2 separate regions of the Homo sapiens genome follow, and region 1 is linked to region 2. Evidence: read pairs that join two places in POLR2A ChIA-PET (ENCODE). Cell type or tissue: A673. All regions are shown on one strand. Each heading gives the region's core, and the rest is flanking DNA. Links, peaks and the distances in the headings are about the cores only. Region 1 overlaps TP73 (tumor protein p73). Region 2 overlaps MEGF6 (multiple EGF like domains 6).

What was found. ChIA-PET counts read pairs that join two places held together with the same protein. Peaks named below come from ENCODE experiments on the same cell type or tissue, not always from the same donor. Only the 100,000 strongest peaks of a DNase experiment are listed, where the experiment ranks them.
Region 1: POLR2A ChIA-PET joins it to region 2 with 12 read pairs; 3 of 35 experiments call an interaction of 5 or more read pairs at or near these places.

Annotation. Positions count from the first base shown.
Region 1 is chr1:3,653,968-3,662,290 of GRCh38, forward strand. The region is part of intron 1 of TP73 (tumor protein p73); the gene reads left to right. TP73-AS3 (TP73 antisense RNA 3) reads right to left here. Exons shown (of 3, transcript NR_187362.1): 2 at 8,186-8,298; 3 at 4,676-5,463. Among named protein-coding and RNA genes, the nearest start is that of TP73, 5.6 kb to the left of the region's middle. RefSeq lists enhancers at 3,002-3,081, 3,162-3,261. In A673, for the core only: no CTCF peak of the experiment used is centred there; a DNase peak (open chromatin) is centred at 4,424; H3K4me3 peaks cover 252 bases; H3K27ac peaks cover 1,970 bases.
Region 2 is chr1:3,509,687-3,518,009 of GRCh38, forward strand. MEGF6 (multiple EGF like domains 6) reads right to left here. Exons shown (of 37, transcript NM_001409.4): 6 at 5,716-5,841; 7 at 4,864-4,986; 8 at 2,320-2,442; 9 at 1,864-2,001; 10 at 1,097-1,216; 11 at 184-306. Among named protein-coding and RNA genes, the nearest start is that of MIR551A, 47 kb to the right of the region's middle. RefSeq lists an enhancer at 1,150-1,319. In A673, for the core only: no CTCF peak of the experiment used is centred there; no DNase peak of the experiment used is centred there.

The DNA of each region.
Region 1 (8,323 bases), core at 129-8,128, 140 kb after region 2:
GTTCGAGACCAGCCTGGCCATCATGGTGAAACCCAGTCTCTACTTGAAATACAAAAATTAGCTGGGCATGGTGGCAGGCACCTGTACTCCCAGCTACTCGGGAGGCTGAGGCACAAGAATTGCTTGAACCTGGGATGGAGAGGTTGCAGCGAGCTGATATCATGCCACTGCACTCCAGCCTGGGCAACAGAGCAAGACTCTGTCTCAAAAAATAAGATGAAATAAGATAAAAGTTGGTGTCAGAGGCTGCAGTGTGGCAGCTGCCTATTGTCAATCAGAGGTAGCCTGGGGTGAACGGAAGGCGGACCTGAGCGGGGCTTGTCTATGCGCGGCGGCCACCAGAGAATGGCTCGGGATGTGAGCCCTGCCTTGCAGTCCTTCTCGTGAAAGCTACAGCGAACAGTAGCTGTCTCCAAATCCCGAAGGCCAGTCGCATGGAGAAGCTGGTCTGGCACAGTGGTTAATGGGGTAGTATGGAAGTCAGAATGCTGGGGTTCAAATCTCCTCTTCCCCATTTACTCCAGCAAGTCACTTAACCACTTGGAGCCTCAGGTTACCCATCTGCAGAGTCGGGTAATAGTAGTTCCTGCCTCAGAGGCTTGGAGAACAGTCAGTGAGGTGCCGTCCGAAGGGCTTGGGAGAGTGCCTGGCACCCACTCAGTGTCCTCACACATGATGGCTTCGGGTCCCAGGTGCTGTTCCAGAGCTGGGAGAGCCAGGAGCCCTGGGGAGAGACCCGGCTCCTTAGTATCTGGTAGGTATCTCCAGGGCAGGAGGGATGGCAGTGAGGCAGGCATCTGCCCAAGGCGTGGGTGGAAGCTGATGGCATCTGTCAGAAGTATGCACTGGGGCAAGGATGCCTGGTTTAGTATTTATTTATAGGGCATGCCCCACCCAGGTCCAAGAATGGATTGATAACACTGAGCACGTGTGAAAGGCACGGCTAAAGTGGAGAGAAGAGAAGAGGCTGAGGGCCGAGAGAGGAGCCGCACACCCACTCCAGAACCCGGACGAGGCCCTGCCCTTGCCCAGCGGCGGTATTAACCCTGAGATTCCGAGCACACCAAAGTGACATCGCGTACACGGTGAACCCTGTGTTTGCAAAAAGTCAGAAAAAGTCTTCAAAACATCCTTTAAGGCCAGGCGCCGTGGCCCACGCCTGTAATCTCAGCCCTTTGGGAGGCCGAGGTGGGTGGATCACTTGAGATCAGGAGTTCAAGACCAGCCTGGGCAAAATGGTGAAATCTTGTCCCCACCAAAAATACAAAAATTAGCCGGGGGTGGTGTCTGGTGCCTGTAGTCTCAGCTACTCAGGAGGCTGAGGCAGGAGAATCGCTTGAACTTGGGAGGCAGAGGTTGCAGTGAGCCGAGATCACCCCACTGCACTCCAGCCCGGGCAACAGAGCGAGACTCTGTCTCAAAAAAACACGCAAAAAATACTTTTGGTGTGTGTTTCATGTAACGAGCTGCCATTTTGCGGCTTGCCTTTGTTTTCCAGTGTGGGGAGGGCTAAGGCAACCTTTTAAGATATCTGTATGTTATTTCCTCGTGATTTTGCTTTAAAAGCAAAAAAGAAAAAAGCTGAGATGAGTTACTAAATGACAATAACGCCTACTTTTCTTTTGAATTCCCGTGTTATTTGTATCTGAATGTGGTGAAAGTTTTCTAAATGTAATGTTTTATCACCAGTAAGTAGGCTGAGTGATCACTTACTCCTACCAGTATTTAATACTTCCATGTTCTGCCCAGATTCCTTTAACAAATACACAAAACACACTTGTAGCTGGCAACATCCACTCGTGTATAATGAAAACACACAATGGCTTTCTTAGAAGTTTGCCTTCTTAAGTGGGTTACACAGGATGCCTCGAAAATCCTTCTCTGTGGGTCGTGCAGAAGGTATTTTATTCTAAAAATTCCCTCTACTCAGCCGGGCGCAGTGGCTCACGCCTGTAATCCCAGCATTTTGGGAGGCTGAGGCGGGTGGATCACGAGGTCAGGAGATCAAGACCATCCTGGCTAACACGGTGAAACCCCGTCTCTACTAAAAATACAAAAAATTAGTCGGGCGTGGTGCGGGCACCTGTAGTCCCAGCTACCCAGGAGGCTGAGGCAGGAGAATGGCGTGAACCCGGAAGGCGGAGCTTGCAGTGAGCTGAGATCACGCACTACACTCCAGCCTGGGCGACAGAGCGAGACTACGTCTCAAAAAAAAAAAAAAAAAATCCCTCTGCTCATTGGCATTTGAGTGTAAGACAGCTTATACCAAAGTGGGCTCAGACAGACATATGCACATGTTTACAGACTTTCTGCCTGCCCCCTGGCAGTCCACTCTGTGCTCAGTATTTCTTTGCAGGCTAAACACTCGCTCATCCAAAGTGCTTTCTTTTCCTGGACAAGTTGCACATCACAGACCCAAAGAAGAAAAAGATAATCCAGCCCAACTCTTGTTTTTTAATGTTTCCTGTAATAACTCACATTTAGCCCATGGTGGCTGTGAGCTGGTACTTGGCTAAAAAGTTTACATTTTTTTCCCTGTAATCCCCACAATAGCCCGTTGAAGTAGATACTATAATTATGCCCATTTACAGATGAGGAAACTGAGGCTTCAACTGGCTATTCTACTTGCACAGGGTCACACAGCTGCAAAGTACGGGAGTGGGGACTCCAGCTATGACCACGAAGCTGGGACTGGGGCTGCCAAACCATCCTTTGCCTGGGTCTGCCGTTGGCTCAGACACGGCCCCCAGACACCTAGGACCGTGGAACATTCAGGCCGGAAGGGCCCTTCCAGAACATCTAAGCCAGGGGTAGAGAGTCCAGGGTGCTGTGAGCCTGGATGGGGAAAAATGGCACCTTGTATTAACCTCAAAGCAAATTTCAGCATTTCCTCTAGTTTTGAATGTAGGCAGCAAACTACAGTCATAGCAGTACCTGTGACCTCACCAGTGGGAACCACTGATATTTTCATGGTGTCCGGTAATAGCTGCAGCATCTTAAAAAGTGGTTTGTGCTTGTCGCTCCGTTGCAATTATGGCGGTGATTAGATCTGCTCTCAGGCTTACGACTTAATGTATGAACAAAGAAGCGCACATATGATCACCTCCCAGTTTTGCTTTTTAAATATTAGGGTCACTTTGTAAGTTTTCTCAGGCTGCTGTTACAAATGACCACAAATTAAGTGGCTGGAAACAATAGAGAGTGTTGTCTCACGGTTGTGGAGGCAGGAATCTGAAGCCAGGTGTGGGCAGGGTCGGGTTCCCTCGGAGGCTCTGAGAGGGGGCTCGCCTCCTGTCTCCCTCCTAGGATCTGGGGGCTGCCGGCCATCCTGTGGTTCCCAGGCATGCAGATGCACCACCCAGTCTCTGCCACCATCTTGCCATGGCCTTCTCCTCTGTGTCCCTGTGTGTCTCTCCTTTTTTGTCCCTTAGATGGACACCTGTCCTTGGATTTCGGGCCCACCTGGAAAATCCAGAATGATCTTATCTTGAGACCCTTACCTAAGTGGCATCTGCAAAGACCCTGATTCCAAATAACATCCCATTCTGAGGCTCGTTCCCAGAGGCTGCATCCAACCCACTAGAGTGGCTATGTTTCAGTAACTCGTGATCCTGTGTATTTTGCTTCATGTATTTAAAACATTCTCCCGGACAAGGCGTCTGAGATTCCCCAGGCTGCCAGAGGGGCCATGGCGCAAACGGGGAAGAAACCTGGTCTAAGCCACGCCCCTCTTTTCAGGACGAGGATCTTGGAACCCGGACACTGAAGGTCGGGGTTGGGCACAGCCGGGGATGGGCAGCCCCCCTCTCCCCCAGCACCTCCCGCCTGGCGCCTCCTCCACAGCCCCTGCATCCTGGAAAACAGACTGTTCCACACACTCCAGCAGCTCCTCTACCTGGGGACTGCTTGGGCCGCATAGCCCCCAGTTAGGGACAGAAACCAGAGGTATTGAACAAGAAGCCCCACCGGGAGAGGCGAGACCCGGGCCCCAGCCCTGGACCTGGCCGTGGGTGCTACAGAAGGTCGGGGGACATCGGTCTGCGCGGAAGGGTCTGGAGAGGCACCTCTCAGGGAGTTGGACAGAGAGGAGACGCCGTCCCAGTGGTGGCCTCCAGTGAGGCCTGGAGAGACCAGGTGGCAGGAAGGGCCCTGCTGGGGCCAGAGCAAGGGCACGGAAGGCAGGTCTCATGGAGCAGGGACCGTGGAGGGGACATGGGGGACACATTAGGGATGGACAGTGGCCGGAAGATTCCGTGGGCCTTGGAGATTAAATCGGGTTCCCCAAAGAGCAAGCTGTGGAGAGGGGAAGGGAAAGTTGCCTCCCTCTTCCCTACGGGGTTCTTGTCAATAAACGATTGACAAAAGACAGACTCACAAGAGACAACAGTTTTAAGGCTGTGCCCCCGCCCGGAAGTGCCATAAAAACAGGAGACTCAGCAGTAACCAGATGGGAGCGGTGCAGATGTCCGTCCTCTGTGACAGAAAGGAAAGGGGGCCTGGGCTTCTGGGGAGCGGTAGAGACAAATGAGGAGAGGGTGAGGGAGGAAACGTCTGGGCATAAAGGCTGCCTCGTGGTGCAGCTATCAGTCTCATGGTGAGAAAATGCGTCTTGGCGCGCGGCTCTCTTCCTGGCACACAGACCATTACTAATGAAAATGTCCTTTATAGATGTCAATTTTCTTTAGAAAAGAGAGTTTTTTACTTTATTTTAGGGAGCTGAAGAGCTTTTTTTCTGTTGGCTGGTTCTCAGTTGCTTTTAGCTCAAAGTAATCAACATGTCAACATGGCATATTTTGGGGTGACGTATTCTGGTCTCCTACAGTCATATTTTGGGGTGACGTATTCTGGTCTCCTACAGTCATATTTTGGGGTGACGTATTCTAGTCTCCTACAGTCATATTTAGGGGTGGCGTATTCTGGTCTCCTACAGTCATATTTTGGGGTGGCGTATTCTGGTCTCCTACAGTCATATTTTGGGGTGGCGTATTCTGGTCTCCTACAGTCATATTTTGGGGTGACGTATTCTGGTCTCCTATAGTCATATTTAGGGGTGGCGTATTCTGGTCTCCTACAGTCATACTTTGGGGTGATGTGTCCTGAGCCCCATTGTTTCCTAGTCTGAAACTTCCCCAAGAAGCTCCACGGTACAGAAACTGGGTGGGTGTGTTGTCCCATAATGCTTTGAAGAGGCATTTCTATGGAAACAAAAGAAAAAAAAAAAAAGCTAATCATTGGAGCTGACTAAAAACCAGTTTCTGAGCCTGGGGGCCGTGGCGGGGCAGGTTTGTAGATGTTGGGCTCCGAGCATCTTCTGCGGTTTGGTCTCTGGCGATGTCTGGGCGGCCCACGCAGCAACAGGCGTGAGGGTCCCTCGCACCTGGGCTTCGTGGTAATCTCGCTGATGAGTATTTCAAGTCGTCCAGCCTCAGTTTGCAGGATTTCTGGGCAAAGGGCAGTTTTGTTCTTCGTGATTCCAATAAGAACGGTGGGAGAAAATTGAAAGTGTTAGTTTGGGAGTTGCAGCCAGATACTGGAGGAAACTAGAAACATCAGGAACCCGTCCAGTTTGTAGACATCAATAGATAACAAAACCCCAAAGACGTTAAACAGGACAAGAATCTAATATGGGGCGCACAATATGGCTTTCTACTGAAATATATGTTCTTTCTACATCACCCCTCTTTCTACTAAAAATAATCTCAGTAAGATTATTATTATTATTATTATTTTTGAGACAGAGTTCCACTCCGTCGCTCAAGGCTAGAGTGTAGTGGCATCATCTCGACTCACTGCAAACTCTGCCTCCCGGGTTCAAGTGATTCTCCTGCCTCAGCCTCCTGGAGTTACAGGCATGCACCACCACTAATTTTTGTATTATTATTACTTTTTTTTAGTAGAGACAGGGTTTTGCCATGTTGGCCAGGCTGGTCTTGAACTCCTGACCTCACAGGATCCACCCACTTCGGCCTCCCAAAGTGCTAGGATTACAGACGTGAGCCACTGTGCCCAGCCTAGTCAGATTAACTTGTTTGTAAAGTAAGTCTAGCCTCATTAAAATTGGCCTGATTATTTGCACAAGTGCAGCAAGAATAGTAAGTGGCCAGCTAGGCTTTCTTTAGGTCAGCTTTGCTGGAACTTTTAATAAATCTCAGGTTAGGCTTTCAAAAGCCTCTTGAGGCTAAGAAGTCAAGCCAAGGACTTGATATCAGACTTCACCTGCAATACCTATAGATTTGGGTGGATTCCTCTTTCTCAAGGTTCCCAACGTATTCTTGAGAATTACTGCCAAAAAATCACAGTCTTTCCTCAACCCGTGAGGCTGCAGAAGCCCTTTAATCCAGGTACAAGGGCAATTTTGTTTTCCTCCAACGGGTTTCATTGGCTCCATAAAGTCAACCTTAGTTCCTTAAAGCTACTCACATCTGATTTTATGCACATCACTCTCAAATATGATATTCCGGTCAAACACTTGGTGAGCTAACCAACATTTCCAGTTGTTTCCTATTACAAGGCAGCAGATTCATCTTGAACTTAAGCAAATAACTCTATGGCCGTAAAAATAAAAATGCTAATAGTTTCTAAATTCTGGAGAGATCAGGTAGGGAGAAAAGTCATCATTTCAATTTTGCTTATAAAAGTGTAATGTACCAGAATGCTGTAAGTTATAAATAGTTTCTTCATTTACATTCTGGAAATTCTTGCCATCCAGTGGTGTGATCTTAATGTATCAGAAACCTGTACTGGTCAAAGTCTTCCCCATGAAATCTTCTCGAAGACACAACATTTTAGAATTATAGTTGCTTGCAAAAGCTTTCGGGAAAGCATCAGAGCCAAACAGTTAACTGTGTATGACAGAAAGGCTTAAAATGGCCTTGGCTAAAGATGTGATGACATCATTACAATGTAACTGATGAGGAAGTTTGGTTATTCCTGTGGTGTATACTTTCACATAATAACTAGAATTACAACTAATATAGAATGTATCAGATTTCTAAGAATTTCATATAATTTCTGGAACTCTTATATGAATATATATCCATGCAAATATAACTCACCCAGAGAAGGTTAATCATCACTTCATATTTTACAGTGCTTCCATGCAAATTTAGTTGATCAAATAAGCCCAATTTATTTAATATCTTTTTATTTTATCTAAAACAATTTTCCCTTTAACATTGGCAAAATAATCTATGTTTTTATAAGGAGAGAAAATAAATCCTTTTGAGATATTCCAGGGGCCAATCTAGGAAATCCCAAACGTTAATTCAGGGTCAAAAAGACTTAATTTAGAGTGTGTGATTTTGGAAAGTTGTCAAAATGTCAAAAGGTTGAAAGCACTTGATTAAATAGAATCCCAGATCATTATGAAATAATACTTAATTCTCATTTAATCAAAGTAACAATGAAATATTCAAAGAGAAATGCAGAAAGTTAGATAGTTTAAAATACTCTTAGATCTGGCCAGGCATGGTGGGTCATGCCTGTAATTCCAGCACTTTGAGAGGCTGACATGAGCGGATCACTAGAGCCCAGGAGTTCGAGACCAGCCTGGGCAACATGGCAAAACCCCGTCTCTACCAAAAATACAAAAATTAGCCAGGCATGGTGGCACATGCCTGTAATCTCAGCTACTCGGGAAGCTGAGATAGGAGGATCCCTTGAACCCAGGGAGATTCATGCCACAGTGAGCTGAGATCGCACCACTGTACTCCAGCCTGAGCAACAAACTGTATATACACACACATGTATTTTGTGTATATATATATATATATAATATGTATTACATATATACATACACTATATATAATATGTATTATATATATACATACACTATATATAATATATGTATTATATATATACACGCTATATATATAATATATGTATTATATATATACACACAATATATATTTTTTATTTTATTTTTTATTTTTTATTTTTTTTAATTAGCTGGGTGTGGTGGTGCCCACCTGTCTCCCAGCTACTCGGGAGGCTGAGGTGGCAGGATCCCTTGAAGCCCAGGAGTTGAGGCTGCGATGAACTATGATGGTGCCACTGCACTCTAGCCTGGGTGACAGAGTGAGACCCTGTCTCAAAAAAAAAAAGAACTAGTTCACACCCATGTTTCCTCCTGCTGCCCCAAATTGCCACTCTCCTGGAGCAGCCCCTGAAGGTGGAGACCAGGCACCTGCTGGAGCAGGAACTCTTCCTTCACCGGCTTCTGTTGGGGCCCCAGGATCCTGCAGCTGTGGCATCCACAGGGAGTAAGGCCAGCCACGGAGGTCCTTTCATGTCACCAAGCTGCAGGGGAGGAAAAGTGACATCA
Region 2 (8,323 bases), core at 64-8,063:
GCAGGACCTCAGTGGGTCCCCAAGGGCCCAAGAGCCTCTGAGGTGTGTTGGCCCAGAGAGGCCAGGGGGCAAAGGACCCCAGGCAGGTGGGGGTGGGGTGGGCCAGGCCTGCGGGACGCAGGGTCAGCTGGGGCAAACTCGAGAAGGCAGAGGCCGGTGCTCCGCGGAGGGCGGGAGACTCACGGCTGCAGCCCCTACGGTCCTCGTGCAGCCGGTAGCCGGCCTCGCAGGAGCACTGGAAGGAGCCGGCCAGGTTGGTGCAGTGGTGCTCGCAGCCGCCACGGCTGGAGGCGCACTCATCCACATCTGCGGGCGACCCGGGACCACTGAGGCCTGTGCTCCCAGGTGGGGAACCAGGAAGGCCCCTGCCCACCCAGTCCTACCCACAGGACTGAAGCCCTGGTGGCCCTGCCAGAGCTGAGTAGCATCTCTTCAACCAGCCAGTAAAACTCACCCTCAGCCACAGAGGCCACTCTGGCCATCCTCCCAGCCCAGGGTCAGAGCCATGGCAGACACGTGCTAGGGGGGGCCAGGCTGGGAGGGGCCGGCCAGGCAGCAGCCAGGGGGACAGGCCCAGCTCCAGGAGAGAGCGGCCAGTGACCTCAGGCCAGAGGGAGGGAGGGGACAGGTCAGCACAGCCCTCCAGGCAGCAGGCACTCAACCAACACCCACAGCCCTGCACGCAGCAGGCGCTCAACCAACGCCCACAGCCCTGAACTCAGCAGGGGCTCAACCAACACCCATAGCCCTGCACGCAGCAGGCGCTCAACCAACACCCACAGCCCTGCACGCAGCAGGCGCTCAACCAACGCCCACAGCCCTGCACGCAGCAGGTGCTCAACCAACGCCCACAGCCCTGAACTCAGCAGGGGCTCAACCAACACCCACAGCCCTGCACGCAGCAGGCGCTCAACCAACACCCACCACAGCCCTGCACACAGCAGGCGCTCAACCAACACCCACAGCCCCAAAGCAAAGCACAGAGCAGGCCGACCCCATGCCCACCATGGGGGTACCAGAGCCAGCCCCGTGTCCTTCCTTAGGGCAGCCCTGCTCCCAGGCCACCCCAGCTGTGCAGTGGCAGGGCAGTGCTCACCCTCACAGCCGCAGCCATCGGCACTGAGCCGGTAGCCGGCGTAGCAGCCGCACTCGTACCCGCCAGGGTTGTTGGTGCACACCTGCTGGCAGCACGGGCTGTCTGCACAGTCGTCGACATCTGTGGAGCACACGCCACGGGCCCCCTGGTACCAGGCACCTGCACGTGCACACGCCCCCACCCACACACAACTGCATACGACCACACACAACCCACGCGCCCGACTGCACCTGCAGCTGCCCACAGCCTCACGTGTGCACACCGACATTCATGGCACCTGCAGACAATCGCACCCACCACACAATCACGCCCACGCACATGCACGTTCCTGGTCCCGCATATGTGCACACACAGGACACATGTCACAGCCCCAGGGCCACCCGCCTGTCTGCTGTGGACAAGGTGTTGGGACTGGGGCTAGAGGGTGGGGACTCCATCTGGGAGTCAGGGTCTGGGGTGTGACTTCCAGGACACTGGGTCCTTCCCAGGTGAAGGGGTGGTACTGAGGAGGTGCTGATGGGGCTAAGGGGGTGCCGTGAACATGGGTATGGGCCTGGCGGGCCGATGTGGGCACCAAGGTCTTTCCCGGCCAGGATGCTGCCTCTGTCAGACCTGCCCTACCACCCCGCCAGGGCCCAGGCAGCCAGACCAGGACTCAGGGAGACTGACGAGGACCTCCAAGTCATGGCATGGAACTGATCCCAGACCCAGGGCAGCAGCGGGTCCCTGGAGTGGGGTGCAGGCATCTGGGAGGAGCCAGTGCGCACCGATGCAGGTCCTCTGATCTGTGTCCAGCTCGTAGCCGCGGGGACATGTGCACAGGGGCCCAGCACTGGTGTGGCTGCAGCCATGGGAGCAGCCGCCGTTGTTGGCCTCACAGCTGTTCACGATTTCCATCTCAATCCCTGCCGTGAGACCAGCCACCCAGGGTATGGGATGGCGGCTAGGATGACCCCCACCTACCTTAGTTACCCCTACCTCCACCCAGCAGCCAGCCTCGGGCCTGGGGACACCCGTGGGAAGCAGCAACATGGAGCTCCCAGGCCTTGTTGGGTCTGGGACCCCCTGCTCTCCCTCGACCCTCTGCTCACCAAGGGCTCACACCCAGGGCTGCCCCTGATTGACAAGGAAGCCCTGCCCTTCAGCCAAAGCAGGCCTCGGGGTCCTGGGGAGCAGCATGGCCATCCCGGGCACCTTCAGCCTGTTGCCGGCTGCCCACTCACGGTAGCACTGCCGGCCATCGGCGCCCAGCTCATAGCCCGCGTGACACACGCACTTGAAGGACCCCTGGGTGTTGAGGCAGCCATGGGCACACTGGGCCAGCCCTGCGGCACATTCGTCCACATCTGGAGGGGAGAGACCACAGGGAGGGCTCAGAGGTGCCAGGAAGGGCCTTTGCATGGGACCAGTGGAAGACAGTGCACGGCCTGCTGACACCCAGGGCCTGTGGCCGCATGACACAGGCATTCAAGGCCAATCCCACTGTCCCTGACGGCCACTAGTCACAGCCCTGCAGGTCCCCTGGGATGAAGAAGTTGGCACCCACACAGGTCTCACACTAAGCCTGTTGCATGACCAGGTGCCAGTGCCCAGGCAGCACTTTCCTGGTGTCAGTGAGGACGTGGAACCACACACCACGACACCCCGTGGCCATCCGGCGGGGGCCTGATGATATGGTCTGGCTGTGTCCCCACCCAAATCTCACCTTGAACTGTAACTCCCACAGTTCCCACGTGTGGTGGGAGGAGCCCGGTGGGAGGTGATTGAATCATGGGGGTGGGTCTTTCCTGTGCTGTTCTCATGATAGTGAGTAAGTCTCATGAGATCTGATGGTTTTAAAAACGGGAGTTTCCCTGCACAAGCCCTCTCTTTTCCTACCGCTATCGACGTGAGGTGTGACTTGCTCCTCCTGGCCTCCCGCCATGATTGTGAGGCCGCCCCAAGCCATGTGGAACTGTAAGTCCATTAAACCTCTTTCTTTAGTAAATTGCCCAGTCTTGGGTATGTCTTTATCGGCAGCGTGAAAATGGACTAATACCATTGGAAACTGACCACTGCCTGGTCTGGACACACACCGCTGCCTCAGAGACTCACCCTGTGGACCACTGGGGCAGTGGCAGCCCGACCCCTCCCCAAGGCTGCTTGGCCCAGGGAAGAGTCAGGAACACCCAGACGTGCAGGGACAGGGTTAACAAATAAACGTCGCCCAGCCATGCTGCAGAGGATGGTGTGGTGTGGCAGAGGGGGCAGCGGTGTGTTCCAAACAATGGCACCTGCCTGCAACCTGACTCTAAGCAAGCACATTCACAAACAGCCCCAGTGAAGCAGCAGAAGCAGCCCATCCCATACGTCTAGGTGTTTCCTGGGCTCAGGAACAATGTCTCCTTTCTTCTTGAGTTCTATTTTTTTTATTATTTTACTTGTTTATTTATTTATTTATTTATTTTTAGACAGGGTCTCATTCTGTCACCCAGGCTGTAGCACACTGGTGCAATCATGGCTCACTGTAGCGTCAACCTCCTGGGCTCAAGTGATTCTCCTGCCTCAGCCTTCCGAGTAGCTGGGACTCCTGCCTCGGCATCCCGAGTAGCTGGGACTCCTGCCTCGGCCTCCTGAGTAGCTGGGACCACAGGTGTGCACCATCATGCTCAGCTAGTTGGGTTTTCTTATTTTTTTGTACATACAGGATCTCGCTATGTTGCCCAGGCTGGTCTTGAACTCCTAAACTCAAGTGATCTGCCCACCTTGGCCTCTCAAAGTGCTGGGATTACAGGTGTGAGCCACCACACCTGGGCTTTTTTTTTTTTTTTTTTTTTTTTTTTTTAAGAGACAGAATCTTGCTCTGCCACCCAGGCTGGAGTGCAGTGGTGTGATCATAGCTCACTGCAGCCTTGACCTCCTGGGCTCAAGTGATCTTCCTGCCTCAGATTCCGGAGTAGCTAGGACTCCAGACAGCACCACCACACCTGGCTAATTAAAAAAAAAATTGTTTAGAGACAGGGTCTCGCCATGCTGCCTAGGCTGGTCTTGAGCAACTTGGCTTAAGTGGTCCTCCCTCGTTGGCCTACCAAAGTGCTGGGATTACAGGTGTGAGCCACAGCGCCTGGCTCATTTCTCCTTTTCTCTTATTCATCTCTTCAGTTTTCCTGCTGGGCAGGCACTACTTAGGAAATACAATAGTTTAGGCCAGGTGCAGTGGCTCACGCCTGTAATCCCAGCACTTTGGGAGGCCGAGGCGGGCGGATCACAAGGTCAGGAGATTGAGAGCATCCTGGCCAACATGGTGAAACCCCATCTCTTCTAAAAATACGAAAAATTAGCCAGGCCTGGCGGCGGGTGCCTGTAGTCCCAGCTGCTGGGGAGGCCAAGGCAAGAGAATGGCGTGAGCCTGGGAGGCGGAGCTTGCAGTGAGCTGAGATCACGCCACTGCACTCCAGCCTGGGCAATAGAGCGAGACTCCGTCTCAAAAAAAAAAAAAAAGGAAATACAATAGTTTAAAAACTATAAGCAACACCTGGGCTCCCTGGCTCACTCCTAGTGAAATGAGCCTCGGGCTGGGAGCAGCTTTTGCGAGCCTTCCTACCCTCGCCCCTCAGCCCCCAGCAAGGGAGATGAGACCGCCACATCCCAGGTCACCCAAGGGGGCAAGGCCAAAGGGCCTGGTCTCATGGGAGGCCACGGCCCCAGAGTTAGACACGGGTCCCTCCACAGCACCTGGGTGCGCTTTCTGACCCTGGGCGGGGCGGAGCAGGGGAGGGGCGTCCTACCTTCACAGGCCTTGCCGTCCGCTGCTAGCTGATAGCCCACGTGGCACTCACAGCGGGCGAGGCCCCGGACCACCTGGCACCTGTGCATGCAGCTGCCGTTCCTGTTGGCACACGGGCTTCTACCTGCAGCCACGGGCCCGAGGAGGGGGTTGGGGAGAGGGGACCCCAGTGGCTGCAGGGCGCCTGCCCCCAGGCTTCTTGTGAGACCCCTCACCCAGTGCTCTCCCCACTCTGTGCTCCAGGCTGATGGGCTGGGCAGCGGGTCTCCCTCCTCCCAGGTGCGGGAAGCCCCCAAGACGCCGAGAAGACTCTGCAGTCTCAGGACGCGGCCAGCCAGCCCAGGTCAGGCAGCGGCCCAGGCCAGCTCCTCCCACCACCCTTCTTAGCCCAGGTGCTGGCGCTGACACCAAGGCGGCGGCCCCCCAGCTCTGTGACTCCAGCCCCTTCATGCCCACACTGGGGAGGACCCAGAGGCCCAGGTGGGGGCATTCTCTCAGCACCTGCCCCACCCACAGCCCCCATTTCCATATTCTGGAGGACCACTGAGTCTGCCGCACCGTCACCATCAGCAAAGCCCCCCCTTTCCACGCAAGCAGCCCTGAGGACTCAGAGCAAAGTGCCAAACCGGACTGGCCTGCCTCCTCCTCCCAAGGGCAGCAAGCCTCAGGTGGGCACCTATGGAAGTGAGGTGGCCCCCATCCTGAGCTTCCTGGCCCCAAATGTGCCATCCCTACCAGGCCTCTCAGCAGCCTTGGGGGCCTCCTGAAGACCCACTTCCACCCAACAGCCCAGGCGAGGCAGCTTGTCCTGCCTCCACCCCCAGGTCCTCCCTCCCAGGCTGGCAGCACTCACGGACACAATGCCTGCCGTCCTCCTGGAGCTGGAACCCGGGCCGGCACTGGCAGCGATGCCGAGTGATTGTGAGCTGGACACAGTGGTGCTGGCAGCCGCCATTGCCCAGGGCGCAGGAGTTAATGGCTGGGGACACAGGGAGGACCCCAAGTCAGCCCAAGAGGATGCCTGGCCGACAGTCTGTCCCTGGCTGGCATGGAGCAGGGAGTGGCATGGCCACTTCTTCCTGCTGTAGGACCCCTCCCAGCCACTCCGAGCCCCTCCGCCTTTTCATCTCCATCGTCACACGCTGCTCCCTGCCCGGCTCACAGGCCTGGTTTTGCCTTCTCTGCTGCCTACAGGATCCTCAGGCCTGTGGGGGATTCACTGGATCCTCCGGCCCCGGCCTGATCGAGGGCTGGACACAGAAGGGGACCCCACCCAGACAGAAGCCCAGCACCCCCCAGCACAGAACACTAAGCACCAGGGGTCTCTGAGAAGCTGCAAGCGAGGGCTCAGTGCCCCAGCAGGCTGCATCTCCCTGGAGGAGGACGCAGGCTGGCAGGGGGTGACTGAGACCCAGGCATCTCACCATCGTGGTCCTTAGGCCAGGGTGGGGGCAGATGTGGGGATGCCGTGGACAGCTGCCATGGGCCACAGGCTTGGCCCCCAGTTCCCAAGGGACCAGCACAGCTCCTACCCACCCCAGGCCAGGCCACACCTCACGCCTGTCCCCACGCATTGCCCATGCCCCCATTCCTTCATGCACATTCCTGCAGAGCATGGACTGTGGGGTCAGGTTGGCCCAGTGGGTGCCTGTACCCCGTGGATGGATGGGGCTGTGCCCTGAGCTGGCGCAGGGAGGCGGGGACAGGGCGCTGGGCCAGGCTGGGCACCCAGGGTGGGCACTGGACCTCTGCCAAAAGCGGTAGCCAGCCCCTCAGCGGGGGTTTGGTTACTGTCAAGTCTGGCAGTTGCCTTGTGGTTAGGGAGGGAGTCAGCCCCGAGCTCAGAGGGAAGCCGCAAGAATGTGCTGTTGCCTGTGCCCGGGCAGGGGAGGCCGTCTGCCCAGGCCTGTGCCCAGAGCAATCCCAAACCCCATTACCAAAGCGCCGAGACTCTCTCAGAGTGGGGAGGCTTCTTTGAGATGCCGCCTCCTCTGGGGCACCTCCTGGGGGACTGCCACCATCCCTGGGAGGTGCCTGGGCCTGGGGCCGAGTCTGGGGAACCCGTCTACTGTTGCTGCATAGCGGATGGGAAGCCCGGCACCATGGAGGGGAGGGCGGTCAGAGGTCAACAGAGCAGGCAGCGGCTGGAGCAGCGGTGTTGCCTCTGGGCCCTGAGAAGGCAAAGCCCCCTCAGAGCAAGCTGGCTTAAAAACCCACCGTGCTCGCCGTACCTGTCCCACAGGGGAGCAGGCGCTGAGGGTCCCCTCCTGGGGCAGAGCCAGCCTTGGGAGGCTATTGGGGGTCGCAGTGATGGCTCTGTCTCCTGCCCCACGTGTCCCTGGCACGTGCAGGCTGTGGGGAACCCAGGGCAGAACTCAGGTAAGCCCGTCTGCCTCTGAGCCCCTCGCCCCATCCACCTAACTGCCCAGACAAGATGGGAGCTGTCCTGGCCCCCAGGCCCGGCCTGCCTCACCTGAGATGGCCCTGCTGAAGCCACTACCGTGGCTCCAGGGGCCTCTGAGCATGGCCTGCGCCGGCCCCGCCTTCCCAGGGGCCCTGTTTATTGTGTTCACCGCAGCAACAGCACCCCTGTCTGGAACACGTAATAGGAAACAGACCCCCTCCTGGCAGGGCCAGGCAGGCACAGGGGGCACAGAGCCCATGGCAGGGAAGCTGGGCCGTCAGGATCCAGGCGCCACAAGGGCCCAGGAGGCTGCGGCAGGGCTGGGAAAGAAAGAGGCTTCTCATCACCCCCTCCAGACAGGCAGAGCCCTGAGACGCACCCAGGGACCACCGGGCATGGCGCGCACTGGAGCCCACCAGGGCGGGGGGATCAGAGGCAGGGATCCCCCCAGAGCCTGTCCTCTTGCCACTCCAGTCCACACAGTTCTAACACCCCAGATGCTCCCAAGCTGTGCGCAGCCGGGAGCCAAGCCCAGTGTCGTCGCATATATCCTGTGCCACGGATTCCCGGAAAGCTGAACCAGGCAGATTTTCGCCAGCGCTGGGATATGCAGCTCAGGAGGGGCCACCCCTGCGTGGCCAGTGCCCAGCACTGCTAGGGATGTGTCCAGACCCCTCGGGACACTGAGACCCAGCTGCAAAACACACAGCCCAGCCACCCCTACCCAGGCCACAGCCAAAGGCTCACACCTGTTACAGCCTGCAAAGTGGACCAAGCTCAGACCCGGCAAAGCTGAGTGTGCCCATCAGACGTGGACTGGGGATTTGCCTCCCAGTGGGGGAAGACCCTCCCTGTCTGTGCTCCACAGCCCTCACCTGGCTCACCTGCGGACAGATGCGGGCTCGACAGCAAGCCCTACTGTGTCTTTCACTTCTTTAATACTGAAGTGGTGTTTTCTCAAAGGAAAAAATCCCCACCCAGTGGGGGTTTGATGGTCAGCATGCATAATCGCACCGCGTGCTTCCGCAATCCGGCCCGACATTTCTGCCCCTTCCTG